Regions from separate parts of the Homo sapiens genome. Here all the other regions are linked to region 4. A link is a loop called in an ENCODE intact Hi-C map of the cell type or tissue named here. Cell type or tissue: IMR-90. All regions are shown on one strand.

The links. Peaks named below come from ENCODE experiments on the same cell type or tissue, not always from the same donor. Only the 100,000 strongest peaks of a DNase experiment are listed, where the experiment ranks them.
Region 1: a loop joins it to region 4, with 9 times the contacts of the local background. A loop is called at or near these places in 91 of 110 quality-filtered maps.
Region 2: a loop joins it to region 4, with 7 times the contacts of the local background. A loop is called at or near these places in 90 of 110 quality-filtered maps.
Region 3: a loop joins it to region 4, with 4 times the contacts of the local background. A loop is called at or near these places in 48 of 110 quality-filtered maps.
Region 5: a loop joins it to region 4, with 4 times the contacts of the local background. A loop is called at or near these places in 3 of 110 quality-filtered maps.

The regions. Positions count from the first base shown.
Region 1 is chr11:8,004,523-8,009,522 of GRCh38, forward strand. No RefSeq gene overlaps it. Among named protein-coding and RNA genes, the nearest start is that of CASC23, 9.5 kb to the right of the region's middle. In IMR-90, a CTCF peak has its summit at 2,042 (motif pointing right); a DNase peak (open chromatin) is centred at 2,069.
Region 2 is chr11:8,031,090-8,036,089 of GRCh38, forward strand. LOC124902627 (a long non-coding RNA gene) reads right to left here. Exons shown (of 2, transcript XR_007062581.1): 2 at 4,113-4,969. It also overlaps a transcript of TUB not described here. Among named protein-coding and RNA genes, the nearest start is that of CASC23, 17 kb to the left of the region's middle. RefSeq lists an enhancer at 4,586-5,000. In IMR-90, a CTCF peak has its summit at 2,261 (motif pointing right); a DNase peak (open chromatin) is centred at 2,312.
Region 3 is chr11:7,890,552-7,895,551 of GRCh38, forward strand. All of the region lies in intron 1 of LOC283299 (a long non-coding RNA gene), which reads right to left. Among named protein-coding and RNA genes, the nearest start is that of OR10A6, 38 kb to the right of the region's middle. In IMR-90, a CTCF peak has its summit at 2,403 (motif pointing right); DNase peaks (open chromatin) are centred at 1,720 and 2,420; H3K27ac peaks cover 1,310 bases.
Region 4 is chr11:8,097,380-8,102,379 of GRCh38, forward strand. It overlaps TUB (TUB bipartite transcription factor), which reads left to right. Exons shown (of 12, transcript NM_177972.3): 7 at 1-46; 8 at 335-447; 9 at 1,379-1,496; 10 at 3,124-3,222; 11 at 3,447-3,618; 12 at 4,107-5,000. The coding sequence ends at 4,240. It also overlaps a transcript of RIC3 not described here. Among named protein-coding and RNA genes, the nearest start is that of TUB, 19 kb to the left of the region's middle. In IMR-90, a CTCF peak has its summit at 2,117 (motif pointing left); DNase peaks (open chromatin) are centred at 1,162 and 2,102; H3K27ac peaks cover 239 bases.
Region 5 is chr11:7,673,068-7,678,067 of GRCh38, forward strand. CYB5R2 (cytochrome b5 reductase 2) reads right to left here and starts at 433. Exons shown (of 9, transcript NM_016229.5): 1 at 352-433. It overlaps LOC105376533 (a long non-coding RNA gene), which reads left to right and starts at 3,393. Exons shown (of 11, transcript XR_007062576.1): 1 at 3,393-3,440. RefSeq lists enhancers at 46-95, 116-215 and a silencer at 736-945. In IMR-90, no CTCF peak of the experiment used is centred here; no DNase peak of the experiment used is centred here; H3K4me3 peaks cover 523 bases; H3K27me3 peaks cover 1,214 bases.

The sequences.
Region 1 (5,000 bases), 93 kb before region 4:
CCAGGATCTGTGCTTCCATCTGGATCAGGTGAAGCACACACAGTGAGACTGTCTTTTTGCTCTCTGCAGGGGTGGGCACAGGATCCCTCTGTTCCTGTTGCTAAATTGGTCTGCTGGAGGACTGCACTATATTCTGACCACCTCTGTAAGGGACAAGGGATATGTATGACCTTACAATGACTTTGGTGTGCTCTCTATTAGGGCCAGACAGGGAGGGCAAACCAGCTCACAAAAATCTCAGTCTCCTTTTTTGAACAATGATATTTTTATTGTTATGAGTAACATTTATCTTTAAGGATTGGAAAATATAGAAAAAAGAGAAAGAAAAAAATAGAAATAATTCAAATTTGCCCTCAACGATCATTATTGTTAACATGTTGTGCCAATCCCTTTTCTCTACAAACAACTTTTTTTAAAACAGTGTTTTGAATTTTCTATTTTGGCTTTTTTTAAACTAAACATTTTAGAATGATTATTATCCAGGTCATTAAATCTTCAAAAACCTTATTTTAAATAGTTTTATAGGTTCCTGTTATACGGGTAAACTATGATTTACTTAAGTGATTTTTTAGTGTTGGGCATATGGGTTCTTTCTGATTTTGTGCTAATAGATATCTTCCATGGTCGACAACTGTGTGCAGACATAAATGTCTGAGTTTCTGCTTCTTTAGGTCAATCTCTCTTCCCTGCTGTGTGTCATACTTTGTGTCCTGGGAAGCCCATGTCGTGCTGCTCAACTTCTGGGTTTGAAGGAGACCATCAGGAAAATGCACCTGTGGCTCTGCATGCCCCCTTTCCACAGGATTCAGACACTACGGACGGAGGGCATGGGAAACTGAGAAGGGACCAGAGACAATATTATTCCACTTTTTGCCCTCCAAGGCCCATACCATAAACCTCCCCAACTCCTCCATTGCCCAAGCCAGAGCCCTCATGAAAATGAACTCAATCAAATTAACTTTTGAAGAGTAAACGAGATTCTAGGGACGTGGGAACCTGATCGCACTTCCTTTTTCCCACCCACAATCTATGGCCACTCCTGAGCCTGTGGGCTGCTTGAAGGCAAGTGAGGCCTTGACCTCTGCTGGAATCCTAAGAGAGAGAATTATTTAGAGTCTCATGGGTCAGGAGAGTCCTGGGAGGCCAGTACAGAGGGTTTCTAGCAAGGACCAGAAAGCTATAAAGCTGGGAAGAATGTGGCCCACAGAGATCTTTGGACCCATGAAGGGAAGCAAGTGTGGGGGTCTTGCTGGATTCTTGCTCTGGCAAGAAGGATTGAACAGGTAAACTGAGTCTTCCCTGCCCTGACACAGGACAGTGTAATGAGACAAGGGCTTCAGCAGGGCACTGGTGTCTTACCTGGTTCTGCCCCATCCATCCCAGATAGACTATTTCCCCTCCCAGCACCCACAGAGCTGCCAACAACAGCCAGACTCAACCCCAACAAGCTTCACTCCACTCTCCTTAGAACATCGAGGAATCAGTTCTTACTGAAAGTTTACTTGGTGCAGCCTATAACTGTGACTTCAGGTTCTGAGCATATCTGATGAAGAAATTAGCATTTTCCCCACATACTAGATATAGTCAGCATTTCCAGGAGTGTTCAAAGAGAACCCAGGTTGTTTAAGATAGAAATCTAATTGCCAGCACTGACTTGCTTCTCGTTGCAGAGTCTAGGAATCCATGCATGCTCAGTAATGCAAGTACTTGCAAGCTGACAAAATTCCATTTGTTTGTCCCCCTTATTCCCCTTATCACCAGCGAAGTCTCCCAGAAGGCAAGCAGTTGCCTATGGCGATGATCTAAGCTGTGAATTAGATGTTTGTCCCACAATAGTTTGTCTGATCCATCTTGTCTGTCAGTCCTGTGAAGGTATTTTCTGTCTCATTAGGGTCTTCCAGTACTTTGCTTAAGTTTTGTCCCATGATGATGGTCATCAATTTTATAATGGTCTCTGTCCCACAATGTTGGTCCCAACTATAACAGGCCACCAGTCTCAGGAGCATTGCTCTATGCCAGAGGCTTTCTGAGTCATGGCCACTAGAGGACACCCTTACACCACTTAAAGGCCAAAGGTTGCCAGTGGCATTCCCTTAGTTCCTGAGCTGTTTTCTGAGGGCCTGCCCAGAGAAAGCACCTTCTGCTTTGGAGAGGTCAGGATGGTGCCAAAAAAGTGACCAAAGCTTTTGGAGCTGCTTCCCTTGGCCACCTTTGAGCCACAGAGTGATGAAACCAAACCATCTTCCTCTATCCCCACCCCCAAAATCACTCCAAATAAACACATAGTATTTCTAAACTTGGTTTGATAACACAGTTTCAAGTAAATCTATGGCCCACTCCCCTTCCAATCAGATTATAATCTGCAAACCCCTCTATACAGAAATTCTGGAGCTGCTGTTGCCCAGGAGAAACCCTAGCTCAGGACCTGACAACCAAAATGAGGTTCCTGGAGCTTTCCTTCCAGGGAAAGGGTGATGCTTATAAGAGAACCTGGACTTTCCACATGGTACTAGAGTTCTGGACAGGAAAGTGAGGGACTCTTGCCAAATTCTGGAGGTTAGAGAAGTGAGAGGTACAAGATAGGATCCTGTCCAATGGTCCCAGTAAAATTGCTTTGTTGATTGGAAGTGCAAGGGATAGACAGAGGTAATGGTTAGCTGACAATGGGAGCCCCAGATTTAGATATAAAAATTCAGCTGGAGGGAGGACATAGTTTGGGTCCCCTTGCAACAGAACATGTGGCAAAGACTTGGGGAAAAATAGTTTACGTGTGAGGTGATCTGCATTTGATTCCTATGGTTACCATAATAAGTACAACAGTTCACCCTTATCCATGCGGGATACATTCCAAGACCCCCAGTGGATACCTGAAGCCATGGATGGTATCGAACTCTATATATACTGTGTTTTTTCATAAACATACATACCTATGATAAAGTTTAATTTATAAATTAGGCACAGTAAGACATTAACAACAATAACTAATATAAAACAGAACAATTATAACAATATACTGTAATAAAAGTTATGTGGATGTAGTGTCTCTCTTTCTCCCCCCCCCCCAGCCTCTCAAAATAACTGTACTGTACTGCATGTAACTGAAACTGCAGAAAGCAAAACCATGGATAAAACCATGAATAAGAGGGGGCTGTTGTATCATAAATTTGGTGGCTTAAGACAACAGAAATCTATTTTTTCAGTCTTGGAGGCTAGAAGTCTGAGATCAAGGAACGGTCTTTGATACTGCCCCCAAAGCCTTTATTTTTTTTTATTTTATCTATTTATTTTTTTGAGATGGAGTTTCACTCTTGTTGCCCAGGCTGGAGTGCAATGGCACAATCTCAGCTCACCACAACCTCTGCCTCCTGGGTTCAAGCGATTCTCCTGGCTCAGCCTCCTGAGTAGCTGGGATTACAGGCATGTGTCACCATGCCTGGCTAATTTCTTGTGTTTTTAGTAGGGATGGGGTTTCTCCATGTTGGTCAGGCTGGTCTCAAACTCCCAACCTCAGGTGATCCGCCCGCCTCAGCCTCCCAAAGTGCTGGGATTATAGGCATGAGCCACCGCGCCCAGCCAGGACTTCAACATATCTTTTAAGGGGGACAAAACTAACCCATAATATGATCTTAGAAGTAAAAGCAAATGGAGACTAGGATGGGAAGAACTTAATGCAACTGAAGGTATCAAGCTGGTTATTTCTGCAGCAACAGGGACTCAGTCCCACTGAGGAACCTCCAAGGAGCCATGTGACATACCCCTCAGAATTCTCCCACTGAGGGACTGGAAGGCTGGGGAATTTAGCCTGTTACCCCACTGGCTGAAGAATTCTCCTGGGAGGCTGGCTAACTTCCTCATATTTAGAGGCTACAACTACAGTAGGGCTGCATCCTTCCCTAGCTAATTAAGAGAGATTGAGGTGCGATGTGAGCCCTGCGTGTGGGGCTGTCCACCGCCACAGTGCTGAAATCAAGGAGGCACCCCCAGTGTTAGAGAGGGTACCCCCCTTACACTGCTCAGATCTGCTCCTCCCCCACAGCAAGTCCACACTATCACTGACTCTTTTAGAGTGTGGACTCTTTACGAGTATGCAAGCTCTTAAAAAAAGAAAAGGGACTTTCAGGAGTAGAATTAGTGGAATAAACTATAGTCGCCTGTGGCAGCTGGTCCTCAGCCACAATTAATATTCATCATCTCCCCGCTCCCCCTCCAACCCACCAATTCCAGATTTCTTTCATGCCTGGTCAACACTAAAGTTGGTCTGGGCTGCTCTTCCTGAGGGCCTGGGCCCTTGACTGTCTTGCCACTACCCTACTTTGTTGGCTGTGGTTGGCTATGCACCATTATCCCTCAGCATGAAGGCACCAAAAGACACTCCAGCGACCAAGTTTCAGATGAATCCTCCCTGCCTCATTATGCAACAGCCACTTTAGCTTCTCAGAATGGGGGTTGATTGCCAGCTCCAATATGGTAACTTTTCTTATCTGATGGTCCACTCGCAGGAGGAGCCCAAAGTGACCCAGCAATAGAGTCAATGGAAAACTTCTCATGTTAACCAGTGGAAGATTTCTTCCTGAGAATCAGGACCTCTGTTGCAATGAAGCCTGCTGCAGAAATGGGAAGCACAGTTTCTGCAAGGAGCTGGCTGGGGTGATGATGAAAGGGGCCAGTACTATTTCTACCTGTTGGTTACTCTGGCCCTGTGTGTTCCAACACAGCACTGTATATCATCTGATAGTTTAGTGCATATACTACAACTTGGAGGACAGTGACCCAACCCACAGGGTGTCATCCCAAAGCTGGCTCCTTCCCTGGGCTTTAATAAGCCACTCCCACTTTCTACCCCTTGTTTACAAATAATCCAATATATTAGAAGACTCATTTTTTTTTTACAAGACCATTTTCATGATCCTTTATCATAAAATAGACACTTGAGCTGAGACTTCATTATGCAGGATCCCATGCCGATAAATTAGATACTCTATAGCCGGGCGCAGTGGCTC
Region 2 (5,000 bases), 66 kb before region 4:
GTGTATCTGGGTGGGGTGTGTGCACAGGGGTGTGCCTGCCACCAAGGGCAGCCATGTAGATGTGTCCCAGTTGTGTGTGCTTCTATGGAAGCAGGTATGTATGGTGGAATTGACTGTGTGAACGGGGTGGGACTGGGGGGATCCTCTCTTTTGCCCTGCATTTGGTGGGGTCAAGAGGTAGGATTGGGAAGTGGAAGGAGGTCAGGTACACTGGCCCTTTCCTGGGCCCAAGATTACACTTAATGGGGGGCCACAGGCCTGCTTTCACAGGCACCTTGCCTGGGCAGTTTCTGGGAGGCTGGTGAGCTCTAAAAGCCCTAAAAGCACTCAAGGATTAAGCAGGAGCCCCTGTGCCTAGAGCTCCGCTTAGGTCGCTGAGCCAAAGAGACCCTGTGTGACCCTGGGCAGTGAGCTGTGGTGGGGTAGAGGACCCTTCCCTCCCTGCCAGGCCCAACCCATGGGAGTTGAGAGCGGGGACCTCGGTCTGCCGTGAGGTGAGGGGCTGTGGGGCAATCCGGGGCCGCATCAATGTTGGATGAGCCTGCACCTCCTCGATACCATCTTCCTTGGTCTCACTTTTAGTGTAACTGGAGAGCCCAGGGACCAGTCCGAGCTGGCCATGCGCGATCTGCTGGCAGTGGCCGCACCTGCGAGGGGACAGGAGCTGGGGTAGGGAGGCTGGCGCAGGCCCACGGCGTGTCCTGGAACAGCTTGGGGGCCACAGGGCCAGTCTCGCAGGGCAGGGGTCGATTCCAGTCTGGCCTCTGCTCGGGCCCTGGGTCCCGGTGCAGGGTTACTCCCCCGCCCCCCTCGGGCCACTTCGCCTTCCGCGGGGTGTCATCTGTCTGGCGGCGTGTCCTTGGGCCAGTTCGGTCCCATCCCCCTGCCTAGCTCTGGGAGTTTCCTGCTCGGGAAGGGGCTGGAGGGGCAGCAGCTGGACAGAGAGAGACCCCCTGGGGTAAGGAAGGGGAGCAGCCGCGACTGCACAGAGCCTCCCACTGCAGGTGAGTGTCCCGCCTGGGGAAAGGCCGGGAGCGCCTGGGGAAAGGCCTGGGGAAAGGCCGGGAGCGCAGGAGTGAGATTGGGGGTCCACAGTGGCCAAGCTTCTCCCCACCCTGGACTTTCCTACTCCAGTCCTGACCCTTTATAGCCTTGTGACACCACAAGTGCCGCCCCCACCCCCAACTACCACCAAGTATCGCCCTACAAGGCAGCAGTGAAGTAGGCTCGTAGCCGGTGAACACCTGGTACTTGTTGGCAGATGTTGGGATGAAGTTATTACTGCACTGTGGCCTCCATGATCAGCATGGACGGACACTCCTGTGGGCAGCAAGTTTGGATTGGATCAGTGAGCCATGGCGAGTGGGCAGCAGCCTGTTTTAAAAAACTGTTTATTGGAAAACAGACACATCTATCGGCTTAAATGTTGTCTATGGCTGCTTTCACACTACAACCTCAGATCTGGCCCTTCAAGAAAAAATTTTGCCGATGCCTGAGATATTCTCCCAGGGCATACTTCCCTTTAACCTACACGTGTTCATTCTCTTCCTCTCCCTCACACCTGGGCACCTATCCTCCCTCCTCCCTTTGCACCTCCCGCACATCTGGCTCACGCCAGGCTCTCCACACCTGGGAACATTTCTTTGGGGACCATTCACCTCACATCTGGTCACTATTCCTTCCTCTGGCAAGAGAGGAAATGACTGGGGCAACAATTTCAGAATCTAACAGGACAGCCGAGGGCTGAGGGAGGACCTTTGCCTGACCCCAAGTTGTCAGTGAGCCCCTCCCTAGGCTACAGGAGCAAGGCGAGTTAACTGCCGATGAGCACAGCTGCTCTGGGCCCCCAAATCTGTTTTGTCACCCGAGAGACTAAGCAGGCCAGTTCTGGGCATGGGCTTTCTGTCACTCCCTCTGTTGGCTGGTGACAGTGCTGAGGTCCCGATAGAGTGGTAGGGAGACCCTGCCGAACAGATAATTAGAGGGTGCCAATATGATCTGGGGGGGAACCTGGGAGACAGGGAGCTCCAGAGGCACCGCCCCTCGCCTGCCCGCTTCCCTGTCGCTTCCACACCCTGGGGCCCATCGTGCCCCACTTCCTCCAAGCCCCAAGCCTTTGCAAACAGAACAAAAGCCGTTTCCTTGGTTCCCTTTTGTACGTCTGAGTTCAGGGGTCCGTTTCAGGGCCTGGACTCCGGGAGACTCCGGGAAACTCCGGCGCCCGAAGACAGAGCTGCATTCCTGCTGTGCCGCCACAAGATGGCACTCTCTAGGTGTCCGCCCCAGTTTGAGCACTCCGGGAGTTTCTGACACTTGCTGGCCTTTCGCCCAGTTTCAGCCTGAAGATTGTGGTCAGACACACTCTGAATCCCACCAGGCTTGATTAGCTTTGCCTGCCCCCTGAGGCAGCTCATGGACTTCTTCAGACTCTGTAGTTCAGGACATATTGACCCCTTCTGAAGGGGCCCTCAGGAACTGCCTGCAGTGTAATTACCTGCCTGCTTATACTCCTCCCCACCAGGCACTCCTGAGAGCGGGACCGTCTTATTCTCCTCGGGGCCACCTGCCCCAACCCAGGGCCTGGCACGGCAGAGATGGCAGAGGTGTTTGGTGGGGTGTAATGTGTAAACAGCAGAGTGCTGCTGTCGTCATTCATCCCACCATAGTTTGTCTGGTGAATGCATTTTTAGTGTCAAGCTGCCTGAAGGAGAAGCCAGGGATAAAGACCCAAGCTCAGAATGTATCCTGGGGAGAGGGATTGGTTCACAGAGAGAAGCTGTCTTGCAGCCTTTCCCCCTCTGGCCTGGTTCTGGCTGTTGCCAGCATTCTAGGAGTTCTCTAGACGGGCTGAAACGCACCGCAGGGATACAGGGAGGGCCGGAGAATAGGCGTTTGTTTCCAGGTAGAATTTTGGGGCATACCCGGCCTTGTCTGGGAGCAATCAGGGACCAGAGGCAAGGGCTGCGATGGGCTCTGGGGCCTACTGTGGCCTCATCCCTCTCACCTGGCCCCAGCTCAGGCCATTCCAAGAGCCTCCCAGCCTAACAGCAACGTGTGGCTATCCAAGGGTCCCAGACAGAGGATTGGAGGGCTGCACCTGTGTTTAGGGGACAGCCACCCCTCCCCCTAAGCACCTGCTCTGACAGCATGGGATGATGTCAACAAGGGACTTCCATGAAGCCCAAGGGGGAAGGACAGTGGGAGTGGGGTCTGAGGTCTGGACTCTGCTTGAAGATTGACAATGATGGGTGGGAGTCCCTCACCCACTGTAAGCTCTAGGAAGAGGGTGAGCATTCCTGTTGATACTGTGGCCCATTGTGTTGGCAGAGTCCAGGCCAGTTTGTGCTCTTGGTGTGACCCCAGGAGGGAGTCCTTTGCTGGATCATCTACCTCATGGGCTGGTACTGACATGCAGGTGCGATTTCCCTGCCTAAAACAGGCTCCAGAGTAAGACTGGCATCGCTCACCAGGGTAATTATTGGTTTGGGTTCAATTTCCATTCAAAACAGTAATCCCAGCCTGAGCTGGGTGTCAGATCTGAAGGTTGATTATTAGTAACATTTATCAACAGCCTCTCTCAGCTTCAGGCAATTACAGCTCATCTGCCATTCCTGCTCCCAGTCATGCAAACTTGCCAGCTTCTTCCCTGCCCACCCCCTCCATTCCCCTCTCCCCTTCTTCTCCCATCTCCTCCCCTTAGCAGACAACCTGACGGAGGGCAGGAGGTGGGTGCCACCTTATGACTCACTATCACCCTGTATGGAGGGGGTCCATGTGCATGCTAGGCACCTGTGCTCCCCAGCAGCAATATTCATGTTGCAGTCTTGTGAAATCTGAATCTGATTCTATCAGAACTGAGGAGAATCTGTGAAGGGGACAGATGGGAACCCATGTCTCCCGGCTCCTTGTCGCATGATGCGTTTTCAATGGCACTGTGCTCCTTCCTGCTCCTGACTCAGTCTGTCCCTCCCCTCCAGGGCTGAGACTAGGGTGAGGCTAGAAAGACATTGACCTCAAGTGCAACATTCAAAGGACCTCGAACAAGCTCAGTAATTAAGATAAATGATATTTCAATATAGTATTTTTTTAAATCAAAATGAATGCAAAGCACATACAACAAAATCAAACCTTTAATAAAGACAAGATACAACACTGGATTTGCGGGCCTTGTATTGGCCTCACTTGCCTTACCCTAACTCCAGTCTTGTTTATCATGGACAGTTTTGCTTTGATTTGCTGGAAGTATTAAATTTCTTGGCTGCTGAGTTTTTTGGCAAATCTTTAAATTCTGCGCCTCAGGCGAGAGCTTTATTCAGCTTACCCTGGTGCTGGCCCCACTGCTCTCACTTCCCGCTGGGCCCTAACCTCCTGCTCCCTTCAGCTCTTACTGCCTACTGCCTCAGGCAGGGTGGCTCAGCTTCTCTCTTCGCAGGTGCCCAGGGCAGCAGGGGACCCAAAGGGCCCCTCCATGGGCTGTCTTCCAGGGTGCCCATCCTTCATTCCATCCCACTGGACCCTGCTTCAGCCGTCAGACACCTCAGGGAGGGCCTGCAGGTTGCCAGAGTAACTGCTGTGATAACTGGAGGACAGAACATGCTGGTCTTGCTCTGCTCGTAGAATCACATCCAGCCAGGGCTGGATGAGTGCAAGCAGGCACGCCTGACAGCGTCCCTGACACGCTGATCCAAAACGTCACTGGACATGCATGGAGGTGGAGAACATTCCATGTACCCACATTCCTCTAGGGGGAGGACAGCATGAGGCTGGAGGAAAACTGTGGTGATCTGTTTGTGACAGGGAGGTGAGACGCTGAAGTAGACATGGATGCTTCCTAACCAGCCTTCCGCAGAGGGTAGGTCTCATTCGCTGAAGGGCTTCTGTTCTGCTGAGCAGGGTCTGTCAGTAGGGGGGCACACCTGTCTCCAGAGAATACCCTCCTCCTGTCCTCCCCTGGCTGTGCTCCACTAGCCTAAAAGGTAAACAGACATTTTAGAAAGATC
Region 3 (5,000 bases), 210 kb before region 4:
AAGTTTGGTCAACTTCTCTAGGTTCAGCAAGATTTTGTAACTATTACTGAAGTCTGTGGTGGCAAAGGGGCTCCGTGAAGGGAAACATCTGGATTTAAAGTAGACTTTAATTACATCTCACACCCCTGCTCTAGACCAATGTTTAAAACCCCAGGGAGAAGCTTAAAAGTGTGACTCCGTTTGAAACTCAGGAGTCATTTTAACCTAATTGCTCCCTTATAGCTTAAAGCTAACACCTAAGCCTTTAAGAATAAACTCATAGTCCCTGATTCCTGACTGTATTTGCCCTGAGTAAGTGCTCCCACAGGATCTGCACACTATCGCTAATTTCAGTAAATGTTTTCACGGTCTTGGCTGTAGAGTTAATGCCTAACAAGTTCCAGAGGAACCAATTTCCTGCTGGAGGAAACTTCCTTACCAAGTTTCCTAATTATTCCCAGTCATTGCCCTGTAGAATCCAACTGGCCAGGGGAGGCTGTTAATAGGCCACAGGTGACAGCTACAGTTAGGTTACCAAGGAAACAGATCAACCATGCAGAGAGCGATGTTTGACACAAGGAGACCAGGGACCCGTAAATACATGTATTTCCTGCTGCCTCTTGTTTCCTGAGGTGGGGGGAATCAGGACATACATCCTTCCTCTCAAAGTCATTGAGAAATTGACTATAGTGAATTCTCCCAGCCAACATTCTGAAACTTTTTGGTCTCAAGACTCCTTTATACTTCTAAAATTTCTAGAAAACCCCAAAGAGTTTTTGTTTATGAAGATTATAGCAATTCATATTTACTATATTCAATATTAAAACTAAGACATTTAAAAACATTTATTTAACTCATTCAAAAATAATAATAACTCCGTTACATGTTGACAGAAATAACAATTTTGATCAAAGATATTTAAAAGGATGTTATTGTTTTACATTTTTGCAAATCTCTTTAATATCTGGCTTAGAACACAGCTGAATTCTGTTTCTGCATTCAATCTGTTGTGATATAATGCATCATGTAGCTTCTGGAAGACTACTGTACATTCTTGGGCAAATGAGAGATAAAAGGCAAATAATATTTTTAAATTACTATGAAAATAATTTTGATCTCACAGTACTCATAAAAGTGTCTCAGGGTCTCCCAGAGGCCCCAAAACCAACTCTCAGGACAACTATTCTAAACAAAACCGCACTAAAAGATGGTCATTGAATAGCTTTATCTGAATGAAACACAAAGCAAAGCAATAGACCAAGAGACAAGTTTACAATTATGAAAGTGGGAGCATCTGTGCTCTGCTCTTCATATTTCTGCTACTTTCGGCCATCCTGACCTACAAGGACTTCCAGCCTCTTGTCCAGACATCCTTATAATGACATCTGGCCCTAACACCAAAAATAGATTTACTACAATTTTCTTTTGAAACAGTGACTTGAAATTCTATAAACTACCAAGTATCAGCAGTCCATAGAGTTTTTTAGCAAAGGCTACAATGTTAGCAAAAAGCAGGTAATATTTGGCAACAATAATCACAGAGACTGAACAAATTTTCATTCGTAATAAACGCCTGATTTTCCCCACCTTTATAAAGGCCTGTCTGAGAAGCCAAAAGATAGGGGAAACACGAACTTTCTAAAAAGAATTGCCCTTATGTACTTCCCAGAAGTGGTTGTATCTTATGCCCAAATTGCATACGCTGATGGGATGGATTCTTTGGATGCCAAAAGAGTTGCACAAGGACACGTGATGATCTCAGGCAGTGTGTCAGACCTCCAAGAACATCCAGTATTGATTTGAACAACTCTGCCCACAATCTCTGCTTAAGACCTATTATTCCAGGCATACAGTCTACCCAATCTGGCCACCTCTGTAAGGCTGTTTGAGCCTGAGCTACATATTGGAGACAAGATCTTAGTGCACAGTCACTAACGCAATGCCTGGGGCACTTAAGCCCAACATGGGGGTACTTTCAGTTCCTGTTCTTTTATCACATGAGAGACAGTAGAATACACCTACTAGTCAAAAGCACAAACTCTGAAGTCCAAGAAATCTGTGTTCTAGTCCTACCCTGTCACAAAATAATTTTGAATATTTGGACAAATTATTTAGTATCTTTCAGCTCCTTTGTCAAATGGTATTGTTGTGAAGATTAAATGAGTTCATACACGTAAGGGACTTAGTAAGGTATAGAGTATTCAATAAATACTGGCTATTTTTTTAAGGGACGGGGTCTCCCTATGTTGCCCAAGCTGGTCTGGAACTCCTGGGCTCAAGAGATCCTCCTGCCTCAACCTCCAAAAGTGCTGGGATCATAGGCATGAGCCACCATGCCTATAGAGATAAATGTTGGTAAACCATAAGCAAGTTTAATTCCCTGGACTTTCAGCCGTGAGAGTATAGCAATTACACACTGTAGCCATTAGATGGCAGTAAGAATTTAGTCTATCTTTTGGCATAAAGCGCCAACTATTTCCTGGAGTTTTTATTCATCTAGGGCTTGGAGGCTTCACCCTCAAGCTTCTTCTTAGATCCACTTCCTTTGTCCTTGCTACCCTGTCCCCTGGTCTCTTAATTTGAACTGCTTGGTCTCTGGAAGCCCTGTAACATCATGGGTCTCTACTCTTCCCTCTGGTTTGCACATACTACATCCATTTGTGTCTGTCTCTTCCTCAGATACAAACCACATCAGCACAGGGCCTGTGCCACACTGATTCAATCTCTCTCCTCTATTGGATTTTTTTCATGGGACTTCAAACATTCTGCAATCTCTCCAGCTTAAGAAGATCCTCCCTGGATCAGGCAGCCCTCTCTAGGTATTGCTTTCTAACTCTGTCCCCACAATTCAGACCTCCGTTTTGAGCCTGACCTATATACCCCAGCTATCTATTTGACTGATTTCATGCAGGCATCTGACACCTTAGTCATTCAAAACTGGATTTCACCCCCAAAAGCCCTCTCTTCCAGCAATCCATATCTCAACAAATGGAACCCCCATCCACTCTCTCCTCCAACCAGAAAGGTAGGCTTATCCCTGACACCTTTCTCCTACCCTCTCCCCACATATAATCCTTACCAAGTCCTGTCAATTTGATTTCTTAAATATGGGTATAAACTTTCACATTGCTGCCTTTCCACTGCAGAGGTGTCAGGGATAAGCCCACCTTTCTTGTTGGAGCAGAGAGTGGATGGGGGTTCCATTTGTCGAGGTAAGGAACACTGGAAGGGAAGGCTTAGTCCAAGCTAAGCTAAGGTGAAAGTCCTACTCTCAGCTGGGCCACAGCAATTGCCACTGCCTTGTCTATTATCTTCTCAGCAGCCAGAATGATGTTTTAAAATACAAATTTGGCCATGTGACTACTCAGTGTTAAACCTTTCCCTGGCCACCTATTGCTAGTAGGTGAAGTTCAAAGTTCTTATTGTACCTACAAGGCTTTGCACAGTCTGCCTTCAGCTTATCGCTCCACCCTACTCCTCCCTCTCCCTCTCCAGCCCTCTCCCGTTCCTGAAGTGGCATCAAGCTCCTTCATATTCATACCTTCAAACACTTTATTCCTTCCAGATGAACTGCTCCCTCCTCCACAGCTGGGCCTGGCTAACTCCCATCATCCTTTAAGACTCCATTTAAGTGTTACTTTCTCAGGGAGGCCTTCTCTGTCCTCAGCACCACTCCTCTCCCTGCCACCCCTCCAGGTTAGATAAGTTCTTCCTATTATAATCTCAAGGTATTTTGTGTTTTTTCTTTATAACAGTTATCACAATTATAATTATGTTTCGTTATGTATTTATCTAATAATCCTCTCTCTCATTAGACTATCTTGCTTATCTTTGTGTTCCCAGCACCTGGCACAGTGCCTAGTACATAAAAATCATTCAACAAACATTGTTGGTTAAAGATTAAATGGCTTTTTTTCCTCAAACTGGCCATTCTCACTCTCACAGTGTCTTGGCAGAAACTGCTAGAAAGTAACAGCCCAACACACACACACACATACACACACACACACACACACGCACACAGAGAAAGAAAGAGAGACATGCACCAAATATAGTCTCTATACAAATAACACTCATCCTTCACTACTTAATTCAAATGTCACGTCAACAATGCAACCATAAGAAAAAACTAAAAGTAGACATTGGCTTTGGGATGGGAGAAAGGACAGAATCAGCAAGCATCTTGAGGATATTGCTGATGAAAGTTTGAAGAGCTTCAAGGAGACGGTTGATATAGAACTTGCAGACAGTGAGGAAAATGTTATCAGATGCTGGATTAAAGAACACCCAAAAGATGCCTTGGCCAAACAGTTAACAAAATCATCACTGCAGCAATGTAGAAAATAAAAAAATATATCAATAAAATGGCAGATCTGACTAAGGATATTCCCAGGCAGAATATCATAAGAGCTGATTTCTTTTAGCTGCATATAATAAAATACTAGTAGAGAAAAATAAGCTAAAGAACAAACTATTCAGTTTTTTAACAGAATATGGAGAAAATGTAAAGGATCCGGAACTTGCTATATTCAAAATAAATATGTCCGTCATTCCCAGTCTCTTCCAGTGAATGATTTTGAAAGAAAGAAATGGTTTGGGGGCAAAGATCAAATTCAGGGAGTGGTTTGTAAGACCCTTTGTTAAAACCTTAGAAAAACCTTTAACAAAAAAGAACTCCATCCTGCCTGATCAACAGAATACTGTGGAAGTCACATTGCTCCAGTTTCTTGGATCAGACCTTGAGTGACTGGCAGATTCCAGAATACTCAAACACTCACCATGGTATGTGTCATTTTTAAAAGGAGGGGTTGGGAGAGTTTGTGTGTAAATTTTCTGTTGATGATCCCCACTAAAGACTTGCTAGGTCTTCTCAACAGTTCATTACTGTAATGAACAACCAAGTTATTTGCCTTGAGCCTGGTCAGGAGTCTCCTGAAATAGCAAAGTTATGTTAATGAAAACAGTGAAATGATAAAGTCATCTTAATGTAGATGGTAAGTTATATGGGTTTGGTAGTTTGG
Region 4 (5,000 bases):
GTACCCCACCTACTTTCTGCACCTGGACCGTGAGGATGGGAAGAAGGTAAGGTTGGTCTGGGCATGTTATCATCTAGGCTTTACAGCCCTTTGAAATCCTAGGGGCTGAAATGTGACTGGAAGTCTCATATCTACCACTGACCTCTCAGTTCCTCAAAGAAACTGCCTTCGTGTCTGGTCTGTGCACATCTTTGTGTTTTCCAGTGCATTTGTGTGTGTGCACATATGTGCGTTTGGGAGCTGACGCAACGGAGAGAGTCTGTGTGAGTGGCTCTCATGACTGTGTGCAGACCAGAGGCTGAGTCTGGAATATGACCTCATTCCACTCCCCAAGGTGTTCCTCCTGGCGGGAAGGAAGAGAAAGAAGAGTAAAACTTCCAATTACCTCATCTCTGTGGACCCAACAGACTTGTCTCGAGGAGGGGACAGCTATATCGGGAAACTGCGGTACTAGCATTCCCCCAGGAAGCAGGCGGGAGTGGGAGGGAGGGGCAGGGGCAAGCTGTCTGTAGAGGGCCTGAATCTTCCTGAAGGAGATCTAGGCCAGGGATGGATACTCTCCCAGGATCCTCTCTGATAATCACATCCAACTGGAGGCCTATGTCTATGCCAGCCTAGAGCCAGACTTGGAGATGGGAATCACACACCCGACCCCAAGCTGTTCCCAGGAGGTGGGTGCAGGCCCACCAAGAGTGATGGATCCAACCCCAGGGTGTCACTGATAACGCAGGCCACCATGGAAGAGTTGCCTTGGCTCCATGGTCAATGCCAAGGGACAGGGCTGAGAGTGAGCTCTTGAGGGAAGAGACACACAGCAATCTTGGGGGTGGGGGGCAGTGGTGAAGGGGCAGGAAGGCTCTGAGCCTAGGCCTCCAGGTGGGGGCAGTGGGGAGGTAGGGTTTGCTGAGGAACTGAGTACCAGATTTGGGGAGCATAAATAAAGATGAGAGGTCAGGAGCTAAAGCTGGAGATGGGGCTGGACTGAGACTTAGGCTGGCTGCGACAGAGGAGATCTCATCCTCTCTCCACGGGTGCTAAGCCTCTTCCACTGTCTTATCAGATGCCATTCTGTTTGCTCACCTCCCATGAGGAGAACTCCCATGTTCCCCCAGATAAATCTTCTGAAGAATCCTGATTGACCTCCCTGAATTGCTCTCACTGAACTGAAATGCACTTTGAGTCAACTCAGAGCAAGTCCAGGCCTTCTGCCCACGAAGTGTCTTCAAAGATGTGGATTCAGTGAGCAGTATGCCTCCCTGGGCCTGCTCCTGTTCCAGCCCAGAATGTTTTGCAGGCTCCTCATAGGACAGACGATGAGCTGTTCCCTGCTCTGGGGCAGAGGGTGCATGACTCTATACTGATTGTGCCTTTATTTCAGGTCCAACTTGATGGGCACCAAGTTCACTGTTTATGACAATGGAGTCAACCCTCAGAAGGCCTCATCCTCCACTTTGGAAAGTGGAACCTTACGTCAGGAGCTGGCAGCTGTGTGCTACGTGAGTCCTAGGTTCGGGGGTCTCTGATTTCCAAGGTAGATATGAAATCCAGGACTTGATGCCTGATCTAGGGGCTATCCCATCCATCTTAGTGGGTAGACAAGGCTGTGTGGAGAGGGGCTGTCCTCTGTGGAGTGTTCCTGGCCTAGGACAGGGGCTCTGGCTCTCTCCTCCTGACTTCAGAGCTCACACCACAGCCGGCCATCTGCTTGGGGAGCTCAGAAAACCAGGCCTGGCTCTCTGCAGTCCAGGCCAGGAGTCTCTTAGACAGAAGGAGACGGTCGCCCTGGGTTCTTGTCTGTGCATTTCCCAGATCATCCCTCTGGCATGCCAGGTTCTACATGGATTACACGGCACTTTGTCATCTCACTGAACGTTCAACCTAAGAGGTAGATCCTATTTTCTTTATAGATGAGGAAACTGAAGCTCAGCTGCAGATGTCACACAGCTCAAAAACGACCAAACTGGAATATAAATATAGGGGATTACTCTACCCCTTTGAACCTTTTTCTTCATTTTTAAAATCAGGGGTGGGTATCTCATCAACCTGGGCATGGGCACTTCTTGGAGGCCATCAGTAAGTAATCCACAGCTACTTTGTATGATCCTGTGGTGCCACCTGCTGACCAGTTTTGGGGAGGCAGCCTGAGTCTTCAAGTTCTTACTGAGCTCCAACTAAGCATATTGTTTGAGGCACTAAGGATATAGTAATGAACAGACATAAATGTATACCTTTATGGGACTTAAAGCCCTAGCAGGGCAGACAAGCTATGAAACAGATCTATCAGTGAAGTAAGTATGTTCTTTATAAACACTAAGAAGAAAAAGTAGGGGAGGGGAGATAAGAAATGTCAAGGTATGTGTGAGAATTTCAGAATGGCAGGGAGGGCGTCACTGAGGTAGCTCTTGAGTAAAGACCAGAAGGAAGTGAAAAACAGCAGTGTACGTGTCTAGGGGACACAGTGAGGACAAAAGTCCTGAATGCCTGGCATGAAGAAGGAATGGAGTGGATACCAGGCAGTAAATGGTGAGGAGAGGAAGGTCATGGGGCCACGTGCAGGTGAAGTCACATCTCCAGCTTTAACTTGGAGTGAGCTGGAGAGCCACTGGAGAGTTCTGAGCAGAGGAGAAAGATCATCTGACTTAATGTGCCTGAGCACTGGCTGCTGTGTTGAGAACAGATGGTGGGAAGGAGGAATAGGAGGGCCAACAACAGAAACCAGGAGTCCAGGCAAAGGCTGTTAGAATGATCTTGGTGAGAGAAGCTAGTGGTGAAAAGTGGTGGAAGTCTGGGTATAATTGGAAGGTGGAGCTGACAGAAACTGCTGATGGATTAGACGTAGGATGTAGAAGAGAGGACTCGAGTGTGACCAAGTAGTTTGCCGGAGCGAGTGGAAGAACAGCATTGCCGTGAGCAGAAGCAAGGATGACGCATAAGAGGAGCTAGTTCTGGCAGGGTAGAGACCCAGGGGCTCAGTTCTGGCCGTGTTAGGTTTAGAGGGATGTGTGTTAGACTTCGGAGTGGAGATGGTGGGAACTAGCTCTTCCTCTTTATTCCCGTCCCCCCCACCTTCTCCAGTAGGTAAATAGACGCCTCAGGTGGCCAGTGTTGCGTTCTCTTTCCCAGGAGACAAACGTCTTAGGCTTCAAGGGGCCTCGGAAGATGAGCGTGATTGTCCCAGGCATGAACATGGTTCATGAGAGAGTCTCTATCCGCCCCCGCAACGTGAGTGTCTACCCCTTCCTCCCCTCTTTCCCCATCATCCTAGTCTCTGCATGAGCTTCTAAGGGCAGAACTCCAGCTGATGTGTGTATGTGGAGGGGTACCATGTGAGAAAGCCCTGGAGGTCTAGGGAAATCCAAGGACCCCCATTCCCGGGATAGATCCCTTTCTGGGGTGGTCATGGTGCCAAAGGCCTGGGCCTGGCTCAGGTGAGGCTGCCCTCCCAGGAGCATGAGACACTGCTAGCACGCTGGCAGAATAAGAACACGGAGAGTATCATCGAGCTGCAAAACAAGACACCTGTCTGGAATGATGACACACAGTCCTATGTACTCAACTTCCATGGGCGCGTCACACAGGCCTCCGTGAAGAACTTCCAGATCATCCATGGCAATGACCGTGAGTGTTTCTGTCCCTACTCATTATGGTCCGTAGGATACCCAAGGCCCTTAGCGTAGGGTTCAGCCCACCTAGCCCTGCCTACACTGGCTAGAGTTTAAGAATGTGAGCTATACAGCTAAGGTTAGATGTATGGAACTTTCTAACCCTAATGACTGGGAGGTCCTGGAAGAACCTTCTTTGCAGCCCTGGTCCTAGATTCTGTGTATTCAACGGAGTCTCAGGCACGGGAACACCCTTTAAAAGGACTTTTCCTCTTTTCTGTCCCCTGGTGTTCACATGCATCTTACTTTGTCCTTTGCCATCTGCCACCTCTTTCCTGCCACTTCTCCCAATTGGCCTTTGTTTTACTTCCCTTTGTGATTCCCCTGGCATCTCTGCTTCTCACTTGTTCTTCCCTCATGTGGTTTGGGTGTCTGTCTATCCTTCCCTGGCTCTACCATTCCTGTCCTGTCCTTTTCTCTGTCTGTGCCTGTGCTTGGCCCCAGCGGACTACATCGTGATGCAGTTTGGCCGGGTAGCAGAGGATGTGTTCACCATGGATTACAACTACCCGCTGTGTGCACTGCAGGCCTTTGCCATTGCCCTGTCCAGCTTCGACAGCAAGCTGGCGTGCGAGTAGAGGCCTCTTCGTGCCCTTTGGGGTTGCCCAGCCTGGAGCGGAGCTTGCCTGCCTGCCTGTGGAGACAGCCCTGCCTATCCTCTGTATATAGGCCTTCCGCCAGATGAAGCTTTGGCCCTCAGTGGGCTCCCTGGCCCAGCCAGCCAGGAACTGGCTCCTTTGCCTCTGCTACTGAGGCAGGGGAGTAGTGGAGAGCGGGTGGGTGGGTGTGAAGGGATGAGAATAATTCTTTCCATGCCACGAGATCAACACACACTCCCACCCTTGGGGTAGTAGTGTGTTGTAGTCGTACTTACCAAGCTGAGCAACCTCTTCAGCTGGGAAGGCCGCAAGAGGCATAGAGGGAGAGGAAGCACACTGCAGGGCTGCTGTGGCCCAGTCGTCCGCTCAGCCAAGGAGTCAGATGGCAATGGGTACTCCAGCAGGTAGGGGCACAGTGAATGTGTGTATGTATGAAGGCCACATCAACTTTATGTAGCAAAGGGCTTGGTGGCCAAGCCTGGCCCTTAAACAACTGCAGAAAGCCCTTCAACTTCAGAAGGCCTCACTCAAGCCTGAGAGAAGTTGGGAGGGTGGTGGGGACAGGTAAGTGGCAGGACCCTGTCAGGATTGCAGGTGCCTGGCTTGCTGTGGCTATGGGAATCAGCTGGTGGCTAGGTTTCTAGCGCATTTGATTTCTCCAGGTTTGCTGTGTCTCACAGAGGCAGTAGGAACCCAGCTCTCAGGGCTGTCTTGGTGGATGGGCCCTGCAAGACACAGG
Region 5 (5,000 bases), 420 kb before region 4:
CAGAGGGTAGGGAGGGGTCAGCTGCAGGTCACACAGGAAGGATGTTTCAGGCCCCTGGAGCAGGCAGCACACATGGCCTGGGGTGCTCAGGTCACTAGGCCCCTCCTGGCTACAGCCAAAGGTTCATACACTGGAAGTCCCTTCCTTGAGGTGAAGGGGGAGGACATCACCCCTAACACACAATCCGGAATGAGGGGCCCAGTCCCTAAAGACAGAACTAGGGTGCGTAGCTCTAAGAGGTGCCCCGTGACTTAGGGCCTGGGGACTCCCCAACAGTCTCCTGGACAGGGCGAAGGGGGCCTGGGCACTCAACTGCCAGAGACTCGGGAGCCTCCCCGCATCTGTCCCTACCCTACAAGGCCGCCCTGCTCCTCTCCCAACTCAAGCCCGACAGGGAAAGTTGCCTCTCCTCCCGCCGGGTCACTGGAGTCTCAGCCTTCCGGAATCCGAGCCGGCCCGCCCCACTCCCCGCCCTTCGCGGTCCCGCCCACGACCTCTCCCCACGCCTCCCGCTCCGGCCCCCAACCTCCCGGTCGGACGTTCGTTCCCGGCTCTAGCCGGCCTCCGCGCCTCTGGCCTCTTTCCTTCCGGCCGTCCCGACGGAGATATTTCTTCAATACTCCATAAATACACCCCGCCGCGGAACCCACCCGGAGTGAGACGCCCAACACGTCGTCGAACTGGGGTTGGCCGGGGGCCGCTCCCCGCCGCGGGCCCGCAGACTCGTGGCGTCGCCCCGCAGCTCCGCCTGGCCGACGGGGAACCGGCCGAGACCCGGACACGCACGCCCGGGAGGACAAAAGCGCGGGCGGACCCCGCAGGCTGGGACCCCGGCGGCTGGCCCGCTCCCCGAGAAGGGCCGTGGTCGGGGGGCTCTCACTCACGAGCCGCTGGCTCTGGGTCAGCCCTGCCCCCAGGGCAGCGCTCCATCATGAGGCTGGCGGGGCGCTGAGCCGTGGCGTCCTCGCTCCTGCGCTGCCCCTCTGCATCCTGGCCCCTTCCCTGCACACGCAGAGCTGCCACACTGAGCGCCCCTCAGCTTACTTAAGCTCGGCAAGGCTGGAGAAGGCCGTCTGGGTGACCGGGCGGAGGGGGATGCTGGGGAAGGAAGAATTCAGGCAGCTGCAAAGAGCGCGCGAATATATTCATTCGACATACCTCATGGGCGCCTACCCTGGGCCTGGTCCGGGGCGGGTGTTTGCGGGGTGGGGCCGAAGCAGGGGCGTCGCCGAGTTGAAGACGTGTACTCCGAGCGCTCCTGCGTTCATTCATTCGCTGGGTGGAGAGAGGAAGGACAAGAGCCCCGCGCCGATCGGAGGGGAGCAGAATAGTAGGCACAGTTAGAGGGTCTTCACGGTGCGTTTCGGAACCTTGGCTGCCCGGCTCGCCCTTGATTACAGGCAAAGGCAAATTCTTGCCTCAGGACCTGTGTGAAACAGAGAAGCCCAGAAGCAGATCCCCACCTGTTTGACTCTGCTAGGGCTGCTGTAACAAAGTGCCGCAGACTGAGCGGCTTAAACAACAAAAATTTATTGTCTCGCAGGTCTGGGGGCTGGAAGTCCAAAATCAAGGTGTGGGCAGAGTGGGTTCCTTCTGAGGGCTGTGAGGGAAGGATCTGTTCCATGCCTCTCCTAGGTTTGTAGGAGAGGGGCTAGGAGAAGGGGCATCTTCTTCCTATGTCTCCACATTTTCATCCCTCTGTGTGTGTCCCTGTGTCCAAATTTCCCCTTTTATGAAGACACCAGTCATATTCAATTAGGGTCCATCCTAATGACCTTGTTTTAACTTGATTACCTATGTAAAGGCTCTACCTTCAAATAAGGTCATATCCTTAGGTACTGGGGCTTAGGGCTTCAACATAAGAATCAGGGTGAAAACAATAACCCATAACACTTTACCAACCCTTCTCCCCAAGACACACACCACCACAGGCTCAAAAATTCTTGCTGTGTGAATGAATAAACAAACTTAATTTTCTCTCTTTGACTTAATCAAATGCCTTTACTTTTGATTTACCTGCAGGTGCTTGGTTATTATAGGCAGATATTTTAATTTTTGACAATGCGATAAGTGTAAAATGATGTATCAGGAATCCAATTTGCATTACCTAATAACTGCTAATAAGTTTGAGCACCTTTCATATATTTATTTCCCATGGAGTTTCCTTTTCAGAAAAAAAAAAATGCCTGCTCATAAATTTTGCTCATTTTTCTGTTGTCTTTTTCTTACTGATTTTTAGGGGTTTTATATGTTTTAGATATCCCTTCTTTGCCAGTTACATGAATTAGTAATGTTTTCTCGTAATTTGTAACTTATTCTTTCTTTTTTCTTTCTTTCTTTTCTGTCCCACCTTTTTGTGGTGTAGTCTGATGAATAGAAATTTGAATTGCAGTATAACCAAATATACCAATCTTCAATTTTTTTGCCGTTATGGTTAGTGATTTTTGTGACTTGTCTATTTCTACCCAAGCCCTTAAAGATATTCTATATTTTCCCCAACAAGATTTAAAGATTTTCCTTTCACATTTAAGTTTTTCAACCACTTGGAATTGATTTCTGTGTAGGATGTGAGGCAGGGATACAATTTCATTTTTCCATGTGGCTAATGTGTGTTTTTCAGTAACATTTATTGAATTGCTCACATCTGGCCACTGACCTGCAACTGACCTGCTACCCCTGGCCTATATCAGTTTTCATAGGTGTGTGAGTCTAGCTCCGGCCTCCCATTTCTCTTACATTATCTAGCTGCCCAACCTTGTCGCAATACTACACTGTTTTAGTTACGGTAGTTTACAACAAGTGTTTATGTCTTTCATTCTTATACATTCTTTAGATCTCAGGTCAGATATCACTCCCTTGGAGATGCCTGCTGTGATCCCCCAACTTAAGTACATGTACATATTATAATCTGTTAAGTTTAACTTAAAGCTGCCTCCTTAATGTTTTAGTTTCACCCTAAAAGTTTCTTCGTACATAGTGAACTGTAACCTACTCTTGTATCAATCATGGAAGTTTCAGCCCATTATAGGCAGCCAACTGTTCAGACTGTGTTCAGGTAAGGCAAATCATGAGCTGTAACCAATCCCGCTGTTTCTGTACCTCACTTATGTTTTCTGTACATCACTTTCCTGTTTCTGTCCATAAGTATTATGCAACCACGTGGCAGCCCCAGAGTTGCTCTGAACCTATTCTGGTTCTTAGGGTTGCCTGATTCATAACTTGATTTTTGCTCAATTAAACTCTGTTAAATTTAGTTTTTCTTTTCGTTTAACTATTCTATTCATAGCTTTTTTTTTCTTTTTTCAGAGACAGTCTCACTCTGTTGCCCAGGCTGGAGTACAATGGCACGATCATAGATCACTACAACCTTGAACTCCCCGGCTCAAGCTAGCCTCCAGCCTCAGCCTCTGAGTAGCAAGGACTGTTGCCATCATGCCTGGGTAATTTTTGTATTTTTTGTAGAGATAAGGGTCTCACTTTGTTGCCCAGGGTGGAGAGCAATGGCTATTCAGAAGTATGATCATTGCACAGTACAGCCTGGAACTCCTAGCCTCAAGGGATCTTTCCTCCTTGGCCTCCCAAAGTCCTGAGATTTTAGGTGTGAGCTACCACACACGGCCCTATTCATAGCTTTTACTTTCGTTTGTAATTGTGCATTTGAACAGTGCGTTATTGAATGACTGACTTTCACACTAGTCTGGAAGTTCCTTTATGGCAGACACCTTGTTTTCCTAGGGTTTAGCACACTGACTGTCACAAAGAAAGCATGCAATAAATATTTAATGAACAAATGAATGAATTCATCTCTGCCTTATGTGTGCATTTAGCACACATGATAGACACTCCATAAATACTTCTTCACCTAGGAGAGGAATAATCCTTTCCATCGCACTCTGTCCCCCTTCCTTGCTTAATTTGTCTCCATAAGACATAGCACCAGATGATATATTTTTTTACCTATACAACATATTTTACTTATTTGTTACATAGAATGTAAGTGTATTAATCCATTCTCATGCTGCTATAAGGACATACCCGAGACTGGCTAATTTACAGAGGAAAAAGATTTAATTGACTCACAGTTCAGCTTGGCTGGGGAGGCCTCAGGAAACTTATAAAATCATGGCGAAAGGGGAAGTGAACACATCCTTCTTCACATGGCAGCAGGAAAGAGAAGTGCTGAGCAAAAGGGGAAAAGCCCCTTATAAAACCATCAGATCTTGTAAGAGCTCACTCACTATCACAACAGCCTGAGGGGAATTGCCCTCATGATTCATGATTCAACCACCTCCCACTGGGTCCCTCCCACAATATATGGAGATTATGGGAACTACAATTCAAGTTGAAATTCGGATGAGGACACAGCCAAACCGTATCGTAAGCTTCATGAGGATAGGAGTTACTTTGTCTGTTTTAACTACTGCTATATCCCTAGAACAGTGTCTGGCAATTGGTAGATGCTCAATAAATACTTATTGCATGTATGTATGAATGAATGAACAAACATTGTTTTCCCCCTTGGACTCTGTCAAAAGCTTTTACTTGTAGCTTTGAAATCCGGAGGCACCTCACCTTTTCCTGTGGTTTTCTTAGTAGTTTGTTTCTACCCTTCATTCTTCCCTCTCATTTTCTCTGCCTGTTCCCTCTGTGTTATTAGAGAGGCAGATAGCAAGCACATTCTCTTTATTCATTCTTGGAGCAGGATAAAAGGCATTTTTCTGGGCTCCCAGTAATCTTGAAAGGGCAGTGATTCGCCTCTCTTCTCCTAACTCGTAAACACTGTAAATGTGTCCCTCACATGCTCATGTGCTGCCTGGATTTTGGCTCATTTTCTACTAATCCCCTGAAATAAACCATGAGCACAAGTCTCATGTCTGTAAATCCCCAGCTTGATAATAGGGCCTGGCAAGGGTAGGCTCTCAACAAGCGTTTGCTGAGGAAAAAAAAACAAAACAAGATGAACCTCTGTTGTCACTGTTTGAACATCTGTGAGACTCCAC